2 separate regions of the Homo sapiens genome follow, and region 2 is linked to region 1. A link is an interaction called in ENCODE POLR2A ChIA-PET data of the cell type or tissue named here. Cell type or tissue: MCF 10A. All regions are shown on one strand. Links, peaks and the distances in the headings refer to the core of each region. The heading gives the core; the rest is flanking DNA. Region 1 overlaps LOC101928882 (a long non-coding RNA gene). Region 2 overlaps CCDC39-AS1 (CCDC39 antisense RNA 1).

Region 1 (9,600 bases), core at 756-8,755:
ATATGCTGTTGTCTTTCCAGAATGTCATATAATTGGCCATAAAGTATGTAGCCTTTTGTGTCTGGCTTCTTTCAGTTAACACAATGCTTTGAAATTCATACATGCTACATGTATTCGTGGTTTGTTCCTTTTTACTGGTGAGTAGTGTTGCATTGCATGGTTGTACTACAATTTGTTTCTCCATTTACCAGTATGTTTATATGTTGCTGTTTTTAGTTTTTGACTATTATGAATAAAGTCATAAACATTTCCACATAGGTCTTTGTGTGGTCACATATTGTTATTTATTTTGGATAGTTACAAATGAGATTGCTGGTTCATATAATATATTTAACTTTATAGGTACTGTTAAACTATTTTTCACATGAACTGTATTATTTTGCATTCTAACCAATAATGTTTGAGACATCCAGTTGCTCTACATCCCTGTCTTGACTTGATACTGTCATTCTTTTGAATTGTAGCAATTCTAGTAAATGTGTGGTAGGTCTTTGCATTTTAATTTACATTTTCTCAATGATTAATGATGTCTAACATCTTGTCATGTACTTATTTGCCCTCTGTATATCTTCTTTATTTTCTTTTTTAAATTTGCAAATTTAGCACCAAGCCTGGCCAATTTTTGTATTTTTTTGTAGAGACAGGGTTTTGCCATGTTGCCCAGATTGGTTTTGAACTTCTGGGCTCAAATGATTCGCCCGTGTTGGCCTCCCAAAATGCTGGGATTACAGGTGTGAGCTACTGTGCCTGGGCTATATATCTTCTTTAATGAAGTGTTATTCAAATGGCTTTTAAAATTAGGTTGTTTGTGTTTTTATTGTTGAGTCATAAGAATTCTTATATTCTAAATATTTTTCTAAAATTTTTAAAGTTTTTTTTTTGTTTCTTAGGAACATCTCTATTGCAGTAATGTTGCAAGTATTTTTTCCTAGTTTGTCAGTTGTCTTTTTTAAATTAAATTAAATTTTTTTTTTCTGGGAAGAGAAAGTCTCCAGTGTGGACAGAAGGTGCTCTTTCTTCCCCTAGTTTATTGTTTGTCTTTTGATGTTACTAATGGTATTTCTTGCAATAAAAAGGTATCTATCTATCTATCTATCTATCTATCTGTCTGTCTGTCTATCTATTTATTTAGAGACGGAGCCTTGCTCTGTCACCCAGGCTGGAGTGCAGTGACACAATCTCAGCTCACTGCAACCTCCACCTCCCAGGCTCAAGCAATTCTCCTGCCTCAGCCTCTGAGTATTTGGGATTACAGGTGCCCACCACCATGCCCAGCTAATTTTTGTATTTTTAGTAGAGAAGGGGTTTTACCATGTTGGACCAGGCTGGTCTCAAACTCCTGACCTCAAGTGATCTGGCTGCCTTTGCTGAGACCAGCTCAATCGATACCTAACCCAGCAGTGCTAGAGGAATTAAAGACACACACACAGAAATCCAGAGTGCAGAGTGGGAATCAGGGGGCTGACAGCCTTCAGAGCTGAGAGCCACGAACAGAGTTTTACCCACATATTTATTGACAGCAAGCCAGTGATAAGCAGTGTTTCTATAGATTATAGATTAACTAAAATGGGAAACAAAAGGATGGGGTCTGGCTAGTTATCTGCAGCAGGAATGTGTCCTTAAGGCACAGATCACTCATGCTATTGTTGTGGTCTGCCCTGGGTGGGCCAGGTGTTTCCTTGCCCTCATTCCAGTAAACCAACAACCTTCAGTGTGGGCATCATAGTCATTGTGAGCATGTCACAGTGCTGCAGAGATTCTGCTTATGGCCAGTTTTGGGGCCTGTTTATGGCCAGATTTGGGGGCCTGTCCCTAACATGCCTTGCCCTCCCAAAGTGCTGGGATTATAGGCATGAGCCACTGTGCCTGGCAAAAAATGTTTATTTTTAAAACTGTACTCACATTTCTCAATTTAAAAAATTGCCACCGGATTTTGAGTCATAGGAAGCCTCTCTTAACAATGAGGTTTAAAGAGGAATTCCCTCATGCTTTCTTCTAGTAAATTCCATTTCTTTTGTCTAATTACATTTTAAAATATTTATATTTTATAATTTGTGAATTTTATTCTTGTATTTGATGTGAAGTCTGCATCTAATTTTGTTTTTTTCCATATGATTCATCAATTGACCCAATGGGAGACAGGACTAGCTGGATTTCCTAGGCTGACTAAGAATTCCTAAGCCTAGCTGGGGAAGGTGACTGCAACCCACCTTTAAACACAGGGCTTGTAACTCAGCTCACACCTGACCAATCAGGTAGTAAAGAGGGCTCACTAAAATACAAATTAGGCTAAAAGCAGGAGGTAAAGAAGTAGTCAAATCATATATTGCCTGAGAGCACACAGGGAGGGGCAATGATTGGGATATAAACCCCAGGACTTTGAGCTGGGAGTGGGCAACCCCCTTTAGGTCCCCTCCCATTGTATGGGAGCTCTGTTTTCACTCTATTAAATCTTGCAACTGCACACTCTTCTGGTCCGTGTTTGTTCTGGCTTGAGCTGAACTTCTGCTCTCTGTCCACCACTGCTGATCGCCACCTTCACAGACCCACCATTGACTTTCACCCCTCCGGATCCGGCAGGGTGTCTGCTGCACTTCTGATCCAGCAAGGTGCCCATTGCCCCTCCCGTTTGGGCTAGAAGCTCGTCATTGTTCCTGTGCAGCTAAGTGCCCGGGTTTGTCCTAATCAAGCTGAACACTAGCCGCTGGGTTCCACGGTTCTCTTCCATGACCCATGGCTTCTAATAGAGCTATAACACTCACTGCATGGCCCAAGGTTCCATTCCTTGGAATCTGTGAGGCCAAGAACCCCAGGTCAGAGAACAAAAGGCTTGCTGCCATCTTGGGAGTGGCTGCCACTATCTTGGGAGCAGCCCATCACCATCTTGGGAGCTCTAAGACCAAAGACCCACCCATAACACCAGCACTATTTATTAAACCTTTGTTTCAGTGATTTGAGATGACATTTTTATCATATATTTAATTTCTACATATATTTATGTCTACTTCTGGGCTTTCTATTTAATTTCTGTTAGTCTATGCATCAGTATCACATTACTTTCACTATGTATGGTCTATAGTATGTTTTAATGTAGGATTAAATCTAGACAGGATTAGTATCCCTCATAGATTTGCTTTTAGTGTTTTCCTGACAATTTTTGCATATTTGTTTTTCATATGAACTTTTTAAAGATAAACTTTTTATTTTAGAATAGTTTTAGATATATAAAAAGTTGCAAAAATAGTGCAGAAAATTCCCGATATACTCCACACAGTTTTCCTTTATTATTAACATCTTAAAATAGTATAGTACGTTTGTCATGATAATTGAACCAATAACTACCAATAACAATAATACCTTGTTATTAACTGAAGTTCATACTTTATTCATATTTCTTTGGTTTTGACCTAATGTTTGTTTTCTGTCCTAGGATTCCATCCTGGATACCACATTATATTTATTTGTCATATCTTCCTAGGCTCCACTTGGCTGTGGTAGCTTTTCAGGGTTTCCTTGTTTTTTTGATGACCTTGACAGTTTTTAAGAATTCTTGGTCAGGCATTTTATAGAAGATCTCACAATTGGGATTTCTTTGATGTTTTCCTCATGATTATATTGGGTTTTGGGTTTGAGAGAGGAAAACCAAAGATGGAAAGTGACATACTTACCATATATTGTCAACGTGACATCACTGTTGATGTGAACCTTGAACACTTGGCAGAGAGAGTTTTTATCATGTTTCTCCACAGTGAAGTTACCCTTTTCATGCTACTCTTGATAAGGAAGTCACTATATATAGACCACACTTAAAGACTGGGGAGTTATGCTCCTCTTCCATGAGGATCGAGTATCTACATAAATTATTTGAAATTTCACCCTAAAGATTTATCTATTCTTCCCCATATATTTATTCAATTATTTATTTATATCAGGATAGACTCATGGATATTTATTCTATATTTTGGGGTATAATTTGATATTTCTTTATTTTGTTAATGAAATTGTTTCAAGTTTGGCCCCTGAGGACTCTTTCAGTTGGCTCCTGTGTCCAGTTGACATAACCCCATCATTATGATTTTGTTTGAGAATTTCCTTTTATTCCTATACTACATGTATTTTACACCTTTTTAAACTGTCCCACAGTTCTTGAATGTTCTGTTTTTCTACTTTTCCTTTCCTCTTTTCTCTTTGCATTTAAATTTGGGAAGTTTCTATTGACCTATCTGCAAGCTCACTGAGACTTTCCTTGGTTGTGTCCAGTCTCCTGATGAGCCCATCCAAGATGCCCTTCACTTCCGTTACAGTGCTTTTTACTTTTAATGTTTCCCTTTGAGTCTGAGAGTTTCCATCCCTCTGCTTAAACAACCCATCTTTTCTTGAATGTTGTCTCCCAAGAGTGCATAACATATTAATCATAATTATTTTAAATTCCCTGTCTGATAATTCCAACATCTGTGTCGTATCTGAGTCTGGTTCTTATGCTTGCTTTGTCTCTTCAGACTGATTATTTTCTTGCCTTTTGCCTTTCTTTGCCTTGTCATGCCTTAAAAGCTGGACATGTTGTATCAGATAATATGAACTGAGGTAAATTGGCCTTTAATGTGAGGATTTATGTTAACCTGCCTAGGAGTGGGGCTATGTTTAATGTTTCCTATAGCTATAGTTATCAGAGGCTTCAAATATGTCCCTTGTTTTTTTTCTCCATTCTTGATTTTGGCACTTCCTAAGTACATTTCAGAGTCTGTATCTTGCTGCTCCTTTAGCTATAAGCCAATGGTAATTATACTGTAATCTTGTTTGTGTGGTGGTATGGTGGTAAGGTGTGGAGGGATGGGAGCATTCTATAATATTCCAATTAAATCTCAGTGTTTTAGTGGTCCTCTCTTTTGGGGCTATGACCTTCACCTGTGTTTCTCTCCTTTCATCCCTGCTCCTTTCTTTAGCTATGACATTCCCAATTTATTGCCTCTAATTCCTGACACGTTTTAACATTATTTTAAACCCTTTTAGGTGAGTCAGAAAAGCTAGAGGCTACTGGAGTGGGAGGAATGATTTACTGATAGGAACCCCACAGGTTATTACAGATTATATCAAGAAAGATTTCATCATGACTCTGGCAATGTTTCTTCCCTTCAAGTAAACCTTTCTTACAAAGAAAGCTCTGTGCATATTTCTGTATTTCACAATGATTACTCTTCCTTCCGCCTGTCAGAGGCATGAGCGTGTCTTTCTCAGTCTTCTCTTTGAGAACCTGATAAAGTTCCTAAAAGGAAAGCTCACAGAATTATAGACCCCAAGGATACTGTCCCCAGGAGTTTCTCATTCCAATTCGAGTTCAAACTTACTGTCCTGCAGTTCATCAAAACTACCATTTGAAAGTTCCTACTAGTTTATGGACCCAGAGACTTCTGTTCCAAGTAAGCGGATCTCAGATGTGTCTCTCTAGATGAGCTTGCTTCTCCAGATTTGGGGGTAGCAATTTGCCTTATAATCTCAGTTTTCTAATGGGTTAAAGAAAAATAATTGATTTTTCAGTTTGTACAGCTTTTTCTTGTAAACACAGTGTGACAACCTCCAAGCTGTTTACAAGTCAGATTTGAAACTGAAAGTATCCCTATGAACCTTTTTGTCAACTTATCTAGCTTCATAAATAAGCTGTGACTATATTTAATGGGATTTCATCAAATTAATAAATTCACTTTGGGGAGAACTGACAGCTTTATTCTGCTGCATTGTAGTATCCAACAAGAGAAAATGCCTTTTTGTTCATTTACATCTATTTTTGTGACTTTCAGGATTGATTTAAAGCTTTCCTCACAAGTCTTGCACATTTCTTAAGTTTATTTCTAAATATTTAATTTTCTCCATTGGTGTCATTATTGGGAATTTGTCTACTATTATTTTCTCTAACTGGTTATTATTTGTGTAGATGAAGACTATTGATTATTGAATGTTAATTTTATGTCCTGACTTATTCATTCATTTATTATTGGGGCCAGTTTTACCTTCAAATTTCTGGGGGTTTTTATGTGCACTAGCATATCATCTACTTAATAGAGGTAGTTTTACTTGTCTTTAACAATTCTCATGCCTTCGGTTGATTCCTCTTATTTATGTGCATTGACTAATACCTCTACTACAAAGTTGAATAGTAATGGAGATATTTGGCCTTCTTGCCTGTTCCTGAATCTTAGTGAAAAATGCCTCAAGTGTTTCCTCATTAAGACTTTTTAAGGCTAAGGTGTATGTATTTTAGGTAGTTAAGAAAATATCCACCAATTTTTATTCTCTGAGTAACTTTCTTACCAGAAATGAGTGTTGAATTTGTCAAAGTTTTTCTTCAGCATTTATAAAAATAACACATTTTCCCCTCAGATCTATTAAGATAGTTTATTATATTAGTGGATTTAAATAATGTGGAATACACCTTGGATTTCTGGGGTAAATCTTACTTGATCATGGTGTGTTATTTTCTTCCTTAGGTTTGGACACTGCTGGCCAACATTTTACCTAGCACTTTTGCATGGATATTCACTGGTCTTTAGTTTTCATTTGTTTGTACTTTTAGATATAATTATCAATGTTCTACTTCCTTCTTTAAAAGAAGTAAGTCGGTTTGCTCATTTTCAATGCTCTGGAACGGTAGTCCCCAAATGTTTTGGCACCAGGGACCAATTTCGTGGAAGACAATTTTTCCACACAAGGGATTGGGGGTTGGGGGAGATGGTTTCCGGATGAACCTGTTCCACCTCAGATCATCAGGCATTAGATTCTCATGAGGAGAACAACCTAGTTCCCTCACATGTGGAGTTCACAATAGGGTTTGCACTCTTATGGGAAGTGAATGCTGCTGATGATCTGACAGAAGGCAAAGCTCAGTCGGTAATGCTCATTCACCTTCTGCTGTGTGGCCCAGTTCCTAACAGGTCATGGGTCAGCACTGGTCCATGGCCTGAAGGTTGGGGACCCCTACTCTGGAACAATATATGGAGCACTAGTAGTCTCTGTTCTTTAAAGGTTTGGTAAAAATTCCCTGTGAAACTGTCTTAGCCCAGTGCTTTTGGTGGGATAATTCCTTGATAACATTATTTTGTTTAAAGAAATCATTCTATTCAAGCTTTTACTCTCTAATGGGATCAGTTTTGGTTATATTGCTCTAGAAATTATCATTCCTTTCTAGGCTTTTAAATTTATTTGCATAGAGGGCCACAAATTAACATCTTACGAGTTAATTTTTTTTTATTTGAATGGTTATTTCCTCCTTGTAATTTTTTTTTTTTTTTTGAGATGGAGTCTCACTCTGTCACCTAGGCTGGAGTGCAGTGGCATGATCCCAGCTCACTGCAACCTCCACTTCCCAGGTTCAAGCAATTCTCCTGTCTCAGTCTCCTGAGTAGCTGGGATTACAGACACCCATCACCATGCTCGACTAATTTTTGTATTTTTAGTAGAGACAGGGTTTCACCATATTGGCCAGGCTGGTCTCGAACTCCTGACCTCAAGTGATCCACCTGCCTCAGCCTGCCAAAGTGCTGGGATTACAGGCATGAGCCACTGCGCCTGGACCCTCATTGTAATTTCTTATTCTGTATATTTATATATGATTTTTCTCTACCATGAGAACTAGCAATTTGTTCATTTTTTCCCAAGAGGCAGGATTTGGATATATTAATTAGTTCTACTGTTTTTCTATTCTCCACCTACAAATTTTTGCATATCTTCCTGATTTTCCTGTTTATAAATTCTTTTGGTTTATTTTGTTGCTTCTTCTACCTCATTTGTGAGTTGGAAATATAACTTACTTATTTCCATTCTTCTATTTTTATTGGTTAAGTGTTTAGTGGTATGATTTCCTCTGGTTACTACTGTAAATGTGTTCAAACAAATTATGCTATGAAGTGTTTTCATTTTTATTATTTTTTAAACATTCTGTAATTTTGGATTATATTTTCTCTTTTACCCAAGAGTTGCTAAATAGGTGTTTCTTTTTAAAGTTCTAGGTGGAAGGATCTTCCTTTTTTTACCTTATTAGTAATTTCTAATTTGATTTTGTGATCATAGATTATTGCTTTAATATCTCCACTTTATGGAAGCTACTGATGTTTTGTTTGCAGCTTAATATTTAATTAATTTTATAGTGTTTAGTAAGCACTTGAGAAAAAGTGCTATTCTCTCTAATCAGTGCACAAATTTTGATATATAGCCATCAGAACAAACTTACTGACTGTGTTGTTTAGGTCTTCTATATCCTTACTGATAGGACAGTACTTGATGTGACTTATGTTGATAATAGTGTGTTAGTCTTCTATTATTAGTGTTTTAATCTCTGTCTCATTGCATCTCTATAGCTTTTGCTTTATAAAGGTGATTGCTATATTATTTGGTTATAAGAAATACAAATTATAAGAAATTTATAATAAATATTCTTGTGAATTTTAGCTTTTAGCATGTAAACATTCTCTTCTTTGTTACGTATACTGCTTTCTCGGCTTGAGTTCTGATATCAGAGTTGCTACTATAGCTTTCTTACTGTTTCCATTTGCCTGGTACATTTATCCATCCTTTTATTAGTTCTGAATCACTTTGTCTTAATGTGACTTTTATATACAGCACATTGCTGGGTATTGCTTTGTGAGCCAAATTGAAAATATTTTTCTTTTAGTAGGGGAGTTCAGCCTATTTACATGTATTGATGTGACTGATATGTTTGCTCTCGATTTTGATATAATATATACATAATTATTTGTGTTGTATAATGTTTGCTTTGTTTCTCTATGAGGTGTGTGTTCTTTGCTCCTTTATATTTACTTTCAGTATTTACAAAGATATTTATTTTTGTTGTGGTGATTACCTTTGTACTTTGTACTATCTTTTATAATACCTATTCACCTCTATTTCCTCATGTAATCTTTTACTATCTGATTTATTAGGTTTTAATAGTCTCCTTTAACTCTTCTACCTATTACCTATACAACAGTGATTCTCAATTGGGGTGATTTTGCCCCATAGGAAGCATTTGGCAATGGAGACATTTTTGATAGTCACACTGAGGGGATATTACTGGCATCTAGTGGGTAGAGGTTGGAGATGCTCCTAAATATCTTATAATACACAGGACAGCTCTCAAAACAAAGAATTATCTGACACAAAATGTTAAAACTGCTGAGATCAAAAGACCCTGCTGCATAGAAATTTTTTCTCTTTCCCTCTCTTTTTCTCCCATTTGTATAATAATTATTTTCACAATATATAGTATTTGTACATTATTCCTCCTTTGTCCTCATTTTGTTTGTAATACTCCATAATTATACATATATATATATACACACACACACACACACATATACACTCATTTTTTTGCTGATATTTTCTCAGTTATCTCTTGGTTGGATGAAACTCATCCTTTAGTACTATGTTGTCTAGTAAGTTAGTCACTAGCTACATGTGACATTGAGAACTGGAAATATGGCTAGAAAAAATTAGATGTGGTATAAGTGTAAAATACACTGAATTCAAAAATTTAGTGCAAGGAAAAAATGTAAAATATCTCATTTTTTATATTGATCATATATCAAAATTGCAATATTTTTTATATATTGG
Region 2 (9,600 bases), core at 488-8,487, 63 kb after region 1:
GAGTGTTCCCAGAAAACAGAAACATTTCAAAAATGCCCTTAAATCAGGGATACATACCAGTTATTGAAAAAAGAGAAAATGTGACCATTTGTTTAGTGAGTCATTTCAAATAGAGCAGTAGGTGTGCCTGTCATAATAAACAATTGCCTAATATCTCTTCACACCAACTGAACATACAGCACCTATCACAGCCCAGTAGAGTGGGGATGGTGAAAGAGACCTAGTGAGGAGCTCATCAATTTGTGACACAGTCAGTGGAGAACAAATAAGACAATACATATCAAGCATTCTGACTTCATATTTACTCAGGTATTAATTCAGCACACATTTCCTGAGTGACTGTCAGGTGCCAGATACTTTGTTAGAGAACAGAGATACAAAGATGAATGGCACAGAACCTGCATTCAAGAAGTCTGGTAGGTAGAAACAGACTCATAAACCAATAATATCTACCATTACTCTAGTGTTTTCTATGTGCTACTCACTATATTAGTAAAAGATTCACAATTGTCTTCTTTATTTTCAAAACAATCTTGTGAAGGAGGTATTTTTCTCAACCTCACTTTCCGCAAGCAGAACCCCACATCCTTGCCTTTTTTTCTTTCTTTTTTTTTTTTTTTAATACATAGGAGAAAACCATGACTTGGGTAATTTGCCCAAGGCCACATGACCAGTGAATTGTGGAGTAGAAATCCAACTCAGATCTGTATAAAATCTGAAGTCTGTTTTCTTGTCCCAGTGCTATAGAATAAGAATATTACAAGAAGTATAAAAAGAATATTATTGTACAAAGCCCCAGGGGCATGGGACAAAGGTTTGAAGTCTACTAGATGATGAAAAACGGAAGATCCAACAAAACTCCATGGAGATTTTATGATTCTGTGGTATCATCTCAGATGAAGATACATTGCCAAGACCAGCCTGGTTGTGGAGACCCTAGGCCAGCAGCACTAGAGGAATTAAAGACACCCACACAGAAATATACGGTGTGGAGTGGGAAATCAGGGGTCTCACAGCCTTCAGAGCTGAGAGCCTCGAACAGAGATTTGCCCACATATTTATTGACAGCAAGCCAGTGATAAGCATTGTTTCTATAGATTATAGATTAAAAGTATTCCTTACGGGAAACATACGGATGGGCTCTGGCTAGTTATCTGCAGCAGGAACATGTCCTTAAGGCACAGATCGCTCATGCTATTATTTGTGGTTCAGGAACGCCTTTAAGCGGTTTTCTGCCCTGAGTGGGCCAGGTGTTCCTTGCCCTCATTCCGGTAAACCCACAACCTTCAGTATGGGCATCATGGGCATCACGAACATGTCACAGTGCTGCAGAGATTTTGTTTATGGCCAGTTTTGGGGCCAGTTTATGGCCAGATTTGGGGGCCTATCCCCAGCAATACATTCATAAGATAGATGAAGGAAAAAGACCACTCCAGGTTGAGGGATTATCATGAACAAAGGCCTACTCTTTAAATGCTGATGTTTTAGACTACAGAGAGTCCGTTTTCCACCATCTTTTACTTCTCACTCTATGGGCTGTCTGTGAACAATCTCATCCACTGTGGAGGCTGTAAACACTGGTATAGATATATTACTTTCAAGCCTATATATTTATTATGGCCCTCCTACAGATCAGCAGAACTGTATTCTTTTTTTATTTTTTAATTTTTTTTTTTAATCCCCCAGAGCATCCCTGCAAAATGAACTGTGTTCTTAACAACCCACTTCTCAGGTGTGTTGGCTTATTTCTGTAATCCCAGCTCTTTGGGATACTGAAGAGGGAGTTTGAGACCAGCTTTCGGGATACTTGAGGCCAGGTGTTTGAGACCAGCCTGGGCAACACAGTGAGACCCCATCTGTGCAAAGAAAAGCCCCAAGAATTAGCCAGGCATGATGCTGTGTGCCTGTAATCCCAGCTACTTGGTGGGCTGAGACAGGAGTATCACTTAAGCCCCCAAATTTGAGGCTGCTGTGAGCTATGATCGAGCCACTGCACTCCTGCCTGGGTGACCGAATGAGACCCTTTCTCTAAAAAAACAAACAAATAAACAAAAAACCCCAGCTGGATGGCTCCACTTGGATATTCAACAAGCACTTCAAATGAAACATGATTTGTTCCTTCCAGCCATGTTTCTTCCTATACTTACTTAAGTTAACCTGATTTCAGAATTTTCTTAGATTTCTAACTGTTCCTCAATATTTAAAATTCATTGATAAAATCAACAGGAATCTAGAATCACTAGATTTTCTTTCTTAAATATCTCTTGATTTTGTCTTTTCTTCTTGTCCTCACTGCCATACCTTAGTTCAGGCTTTTATTATTTCTCACCTGGAATATTGATTTCTAATGATACTGAAGCAATGTAGCATAGAGACAGTAAAGTGGAAAGAACATAAACTTTGGAGTTGAACAAAACTTTAGAATGTCATTTCCAACTTTTAACAACTAACTAAATTTTGGGGAGTTACTTATTTGACTCAAGGATTTTCCCTCTGTAAAATGGAAGATCATAATATCTACATTTCAAGGTTATTATAAAGATTTAGTATGATAATGGGCATAAAGTACCCAACACCATGCCTTGTATACAATAAGTGTTCAATAAATGGCAAGTGCCTTTTCTTTTAAGTCAGGACTTTTTTTAGTCACTGAATGAAAGAGATGGAGTTTGAATGAGCTTGAACAAAAGGAGGATAATATTGACACATGTAATTGAGAATTTCAAGACACTTTCAATCCAGGGCTGAAGCAATGTCAATAGAGTTCTGCCTCTTTTCTTCCTTTCATCTTGATTTTTCTCATGTGTTGGCTTCAATGTAATGGCAAGATGGCTACTGGAAACTTAGTCTACATTCTTGGAGAATGCTGTCTGAAAGGATTCAGGTATTAAACCTTAGAAGGGACACAGATTGGTCCTGCTTGAGTTATGTGCTTACCCATGAACTAATCACTGTGTCCCAGAAAATACAGCTCAACATTGGCCCTGCCTTGTGGTTATGTGGGACGCTGTGACAAAGCAGAGGAGAAGTTCTTCCCAAGAAATTAATGCTTTCAGACAAAATCAAACAAAACAACAAAAAAAATCCATGCCTGACATACCTTTCCTACTCAATTCCTGACTTTCAGCATTTCTGTCCAGTATATACTCCACAATATAATCACAGTTACCTTTATAAAACAGAAAGTATATTGTGTGACTCTCAAAACCTTAAAAACCTATACATTGCTCAGAGAACACCTGGCCAATTTCTTCATAGAGCTCAAATATGCACATCTATCTGACCCCAACCAACCCTCCATCCTTTCCTGCTGTGTTTAACCAATACCATCCGTTCCTTTAATAAACACTTTTCCCCTCTTCTTGTTTACTCAGACTCTTGTCCCCGCTTAGAGTGGCCTTTTTCTCCATGTCAGCTTAACAGTGGCCAGTCTGTCTTGTAGGGTGCAATGGAATTCATTCTTTTTGTTTATCCAGAACCCCTCTTTTGTTAAGAACCTGTTTTATTCTCACTGCAAAAATGTGTTTTTGGAAGGCTTGTCATCACAGCAGCGACTCAATTCTGGTGACATGACCCACACCAAGCAAGTCATCAGTTTTGCAGCCGCAATGATTGGTCCAAGGATAAGTAAGTAACCAAATGTGCCAAGTGGAGTCCTTCCTATATTGAAGTTAGGCGAGAGTTACTCTTTCCTTCTGAGTCATTAATTTGGAATTATGTTAGCCCAAAGCTGCCAGTAAACATGTTCTGCCAGCAAACAGAAGGAGAAAGCTCACATGCAGTAGGAGAAAATGAGGCCAACATGCTTCGTGACTAAGGAGAATCAGAGAGATAGGCTAAGGAGTCAGAGACTAAGAGAGTCTGGGTGTTCCAGGCCATGTTCCAACAGTGCCAACCCATAATCTCTGTTTTGTTTTTTTCTCTTAAACTACTTTGAATTGAGCCTCTGTCACTTGAAAGAAATTGTCTTCCAGGTCCTGCTTAAATATTTCTTTCACTAGGTTGCCTTTCTGGACTGTGTCGTTATAGACCTCTTTTATTACACTGATTACTGTCTGCTTTTTAGAAGGTATACATAAGTATTTAATCATTCTACTAGGTTCATTCATTCAGTAATGCTGGCCAAATGTTACTGTATTTCCGACTGTGCTAGGCTGAAAGCTTGACTCCTACCCTACTTAGCATAAAGCCTGGTAAAGAGTCGAGTTTTGAAAAATATTTATTGAGTTGAATTGTGAAAGGTCATTGAAAGACCTTTGTGTTTTCACATTGTGCCCAATGACATATATTTCTCTCTCCATTCTAAACTCTGCACTGATAACAGAATCACAAATGATTAAAATATTTCACTGAAAATGTAAATTTTGCAAAAAAACTATGTGAACTAGAGAACATGAGCTACATTCAAAGCGGAAAAAGGTTAGGTTTTCAAATAATAAACTCAAGCCATTTCTGTGTCTTACCTCTAAATAGCAGGTACAAATTGGTTTATTTGCATTTTCTTGGTTAATTACACATTTTGGAATGATCTTTCCATGTGGAAGTCATTGATAACAGGATCTAATTCCAGAGACCAAAGTGCCATTAGTTTCATTGAATTGAAGCATTTTCAGAGGTTGGAGTCAAAGCCTGGGAATTAGAAATCATGGGTCTTAATTACATCTTGGTCACAGATTGGTTGTTTTCTTGGAAGCACACAATCTCAAAAAATTCAAGTGCCTGTAAAATGAAGATGAGAATCTGTGCTGCCTTCAACTTCAGGCCTTTATAGACTTGAATAAAATATTACCTATAAACACCTTTGAAATCCTAGGATGGTATGCATTAATTACTTTCCTGAGCCTTTAAATCCAGGGGCTATTTCAGCAATTTGAACCAATAAGTAAATTGGACTGTGCTCTTACAGACCTTTTTTTATTATGCTGATTGCTCTCTGATCTGATTAAGATCTCTTGATACAGTGATACACAATCCAGTTGTTTGCAAAGAAGTCAAAGGAATAGGGAAGAGAAGGAAGCTGACCTAAATTGGGTACCTACATTACACTGGTTGGGTGTTGGGCTAGGCTCTTTACCTACCTTTAATCCTTAGCAAATTTTTATGGGATAGAGATAACATTTTACCCATAATGAAACTAAACCTTAGTTACCTCAAGTAATTTTCTTTAGGATCATGCAAGGAATAACTGGATGATGGTCTGTGTGCTGGTCTTTTGTAGAATTAATTATTATGTAAAAAGGGCTATGCTTTTGGTTCTGGCAGACTCAGCTGTTTACTTACAACGTTTAATAAAAACTAGGCACCCATTTTGGGTGTCTTATCAAAAGCAGTGCTATATGTTTTATTGTTAATTATTGCCAACTATAAAAGGAACTTTAGGCTTTAAGGGTGTTTTTGCTTTATCAGAGAGGCTCATAAACTTAGAAATTTAGCCCTTGAGTTTGTCTTTAGTTGGGACTAGGAATTCTATGGGAAGTCATTCTCAAGCTACAGATTTGGCATCATATTCACTTTGGAATCTTGTTGTAAAACCCAACCCTGAATCCATTTCATGTAGACTCTGAAGAGTGTGTGTGTGTGTGCGTGTGTGTGCATGTGTTTACAATCTCCTCTCTCAGATAGGGAATTATGACCCAAAATAATATATTTCTCTGGGAAAAGACTAAAGCCAGTTCTGTGGAGGCAGATAAGTGTAGGAAACCCAAGTCCTCTTTAATGTAACCTGGTTCCCTAAACTCACTTTACAGTGGCAGATGTTTCTAAATCAGCTTCAGAATTGACCTGTGATTCATAAAACCCGTTTGGCAGAGTCATCACCTGGACCCAACATGTCCTCATTTCTCATTCTGGAGCAAGTCAGAGCCAAAATAGTTAACAGAGGTGAAGAGGCAGGACTCTGGGCGAATATGTGAAGCAGCTAAAGTGAGAATCCTCTGGCAACAAGCCAAAAACCTTACCATGAAGGAGGCTGCACCCCATTCAACCAGCAGATAAGACAGGATAATACCTTCATGTTTCACTTGGCCAGTTCATAATGTACCACTCGAAAGGGAGCAAGTCTGTCAAGCTTGTGACTGCATTATCTGGTTTCCTTCACACTGCTCCTGCCATGCCTCCATTGTGTGGGAAGTGCATTACTTGTTGGAGCAGTGAGGCTCAACCAACGTGGAGAGCAGGCCTGGGAGGATTATGGTGAAGGGCAGTGAGGCTCAGCTAATGTGGAGCATGGGGAGAGGTAGAGAGATGTCTGACAACACAAGCCCTGCTTTGCCTCACACAACCAGACCCAGTTGAAAAGCCGGTTCAGATTTTGGTGGACAACTCTATTGGCAAAAGACAGCTAGAGTTTTTCCAGAGCTGTTTCTTTTGAGCTCAGAGGAGACAGTGTTAGGAGGTGAATACTACCCTCTTAATTTCGTTTATTGAAAAATAAGGTGTGTGTGTGTGCATTCATCATTCCTTATGTTGGCATATAAACATGGAAGTCTTTTTTGGAAGTAGCCATAGAATGCTATGGGATAAAGGTATTTCATTGATATTCTTCTTGCACATAAGACACATAATTTAACCTGATAATCCTTTCCCATGGAAACTGGTAGGCATCAAACAATATAGCATTAGTTTCTGATGATAATTAGGGTGTGTGAGGGTCCACATCTTGATTTGAGAGTTTATCTACATGTAAAAGCAAATAGTCTATAGCATAGTTAAAACAATCAGTGTATATTGACTATGAATTTGAAATAGTTTCATAAAAATTATTTTTTTAATTGAAATAGATAATGCTAATCACATTGATCATGAAAACTGGCCTTAGAAAACCACAGGGATCATTTAAAACATGCAGTTTAACAAATTTAAATAGATCCTCTCATAGATGATAGCCTGCTTTTCCTCATCTCTCTGCCAAAGAAAAATTTAAATTCTTCGGTTGAGAATATCACATAAAAAGTGCATAGTAGCTTTTACTAGAGAATCTCACACGCACAATTTTTTTAAGAGGCAAGGTCTCTCTCTGGAGTGCAATGGCACAATCATATTTCACTGTGGCCTCAAACTTCTGGACTCAAGGGATCCTCCCACCTCAGCCTCCCAAGAAGCTGGGTTGTGTGCCACTATGACAAGCTCAATTTCTTATTTTTGTTTATTTATTTTTTTTTGTAGAGACAGGGTCTAGCCATGTTGCTCAGGCTGGTCTTGAACTCCTGGCCTCAAACTATCCTCCCACCTCGGCCTCCCAAAGTGCTGGGATTACAGATGTGAGCTACTATGCTTCATATGCACTTTTAAAAATGAACATTGAACAATAACAAAGGCTATTAATAAAAATAGCTACCATCTATCTACTGAGTAACTACTAAGTGCCCTACATAGTAGTGTTTTACATATGTTATTTCAGTTAATTATCTCAAAACCCCTATATACTGATGAGGAAAATAAAGTCTATAGACTTCAAGGTCATATGGCTAAACTAAGTAGTGGATTTAGGAATGGAACCAAAGAGAACTGATGCCTGGAACTTGGCACTTAACCATTACTCGATCTTAAAGTCACTAATACCATCAACAGAATGCAGAGATGTAGCAAAAGGAGTTAAATGGCTTATCATATTGATAGATCTGGGGCAAGAGTTTCCAAATTCTCATTAGGAGTTACTCAGATCACATAAAATCGGCATTAAAACAAGCCAGGTAATCCTTCTTGTTTGCCAGCATGATATCAACAAAGGATTGACTAGGGAGATTAGATTCCAGTTAAAGTTAAAGCATGGCTGTTCCTATAAATATACAATGTAAGCACCACCCCACTGTCTAAAAGACCCCAGACATACTCCATTACAACCTCCTTAGATTACTTTTAAATTAAGATTTGCTATTTAGAAATATACTTTAATTATTTGAAAAAAGAAAAAATATATATTCAATAAAAAAACCACCTACCACCTCATCACCCAAAGACTACTGTTTACTTTTTGTTGTTCTTCTAGTTTGTTTGTATATTCTTCTAGTTTATTTCTGTGCCTATATATGCCTACTTTTAAAATAAAAACTAGATATGTCATAACATTATTTCATTTACTCTCTTTTGTTATCAATATATCATATGTGTGATGTTAATATAGTACTTGCTTCCTCTACAACAAAGTATTTATTTGTTATAGAGTGCCATATGAATTTACAACCATTTCTTTCCACTTTTTTATTATAGGAACAGAGCTATAATGATAATGTCTTGTGTATATACATAATTACTTCTCAAGACTTGATTTCTAAAATTAAAACTACTGGATAGTGCAGTGATTAAGGACACTTAGATTCTGTAGCTACAACTCAGCTTCACACCTGAAGAATTGTGAGATTTTGGGAAAATCACTTAGCTTCTAATTGCCTCAGTTTGGTTTTCTACAAAATGAAGATATTAGTACCTACCTCATGCTGTGGTCATTATTTTGTTTTTTAATATATGAAAAACACTTAGAGCAGTGACTGGCACACTGCAAATACAACATAGATATCTGTAACATAAAAAAAGGACTGGAGCAAAGGATATGCATCTTTTAAAAGACTTTGATAACATATTAACAAATTACCTTCCAGAAAGATTCTACCAATCTTTATTCCTTACAGCAGCGTGTAAGTGGAGTACTCATTTTCCTGCCCCCATGGAACAGTGGTTAAGAGTATGAGAGATCAGATCACCTTATCTCAAAGTCTGGCTCAACCACCCAGTATTTGTGTTATCTTGGGAAAGCTACTTGACCATGCTAAGCTTCAGTTTTCTTTTTTTGTAAAATGGTAATGACAATAAATATCTACCTCATAGAATTATTGTGAAGCCAAAATGAGACAATATAAAGTGCTTTAAAAAGTGCATAGTGTAGGCCAGGCTAGGTGGCTCACGCCTGTAATCCCAGCACTTTGGAGGCCAAGGCAGGTGGATCACCTGAGGTCAAGAGTTCGAGACCAGCCTGGCCAACATGGCGAAACCCCGTCTCTACTAAAAGTACAAAAATTAGTCGGGTGTGGTGGGGGGTGCCTGTAATCCCAGCTACTTGAGAGGCTGAGGCAGGAGAATCTCTTGAACCTGGGGGATGGAGGTTGCAGTGAGCAGAGATTACACCACTGCACTCCAGCCTGGGCAAAAGAGTGAAACTCTGTCTAAAAAAAAAAATAAAAATAAAAAAATAAAAAATAAAAATGCCTAGTATAGACTAAGGGATCAATAAATGCTGTTAGTCTATGTTTGCTGCCTCTTCATTTCAAAGATGAGGAAAAGTAGGACCAGAAAATATGGCATCTATGGCAGAAGCACTAAGGTAATAGGTCAAAATGACGCAAGAAATCAAGCGAGAAAAAAGAAATATTTGGTTCTGGATGATAAATATTTTCTGCTTGGCCGGCCAATATGGATATCTTTTTAAAAATGTCAGGATGCCTTCCTGTGTCTAGTGCTCAGCATATATTAATCAGAGACATGTACAGGGGAACTGAAAGGATGGTTACTAAACTTGTCACTGTGAGTTCAGAAAGGAGTGAATTTCATCTTGAAAGAAAGAATCAAGAAAATATGATTTTACAAGGAAAAAGAATAGTCTATGTA

The links. ChIA-PET counts read pairs that join two places held together with the same protein. Peaks named below come from ENCODE experiments on the same cell type or tissue, not always from the same donor. Only the 100,000 strongest peaks of a DNase experiment are listed, where the experiment ranks them.
Region 2: POLR2A ChIA-PET joins it to region 1 with 21 read pairs; 3 of 35 experiments call an interaction of 5 or more read pairs at or near these places.

The regions. Positions count from the first base shown.
Region 1 is chr3:180,758,611-180,768,210 of GRCh38, reverse strand. The region is part of intron 4 of LOC101928882 (a long non-coding RNA gene); the gene reads left to right. Among named protein-coding and RNA genes, the nearest start is that of CCDC39-AS1, 83 kb to the right of the region's middle. In MCF 10A, for the core only: no CTCF peak of the experiment used is centred there; no DNase peak of the experiment used is centred there.
Region 2 is chr3:180,695,303-180,704,902 of GRCh38, reverse strand. CCDC39-AS1 (CCDC39 antisense RNA 1) reads right to left here. Exons shown (of 2, transcript NR_046725.1): 2 at 4,451-4,629. Among named protein-coding and RNA genes, the nearest start is that of CCDC39-AS1, 20 kb to the right of the region's middle. In MCF 10A, for the core only: no CTCF peak of the experiment used is centred there; a DNase peak (open chromatin) is centred at 3,692.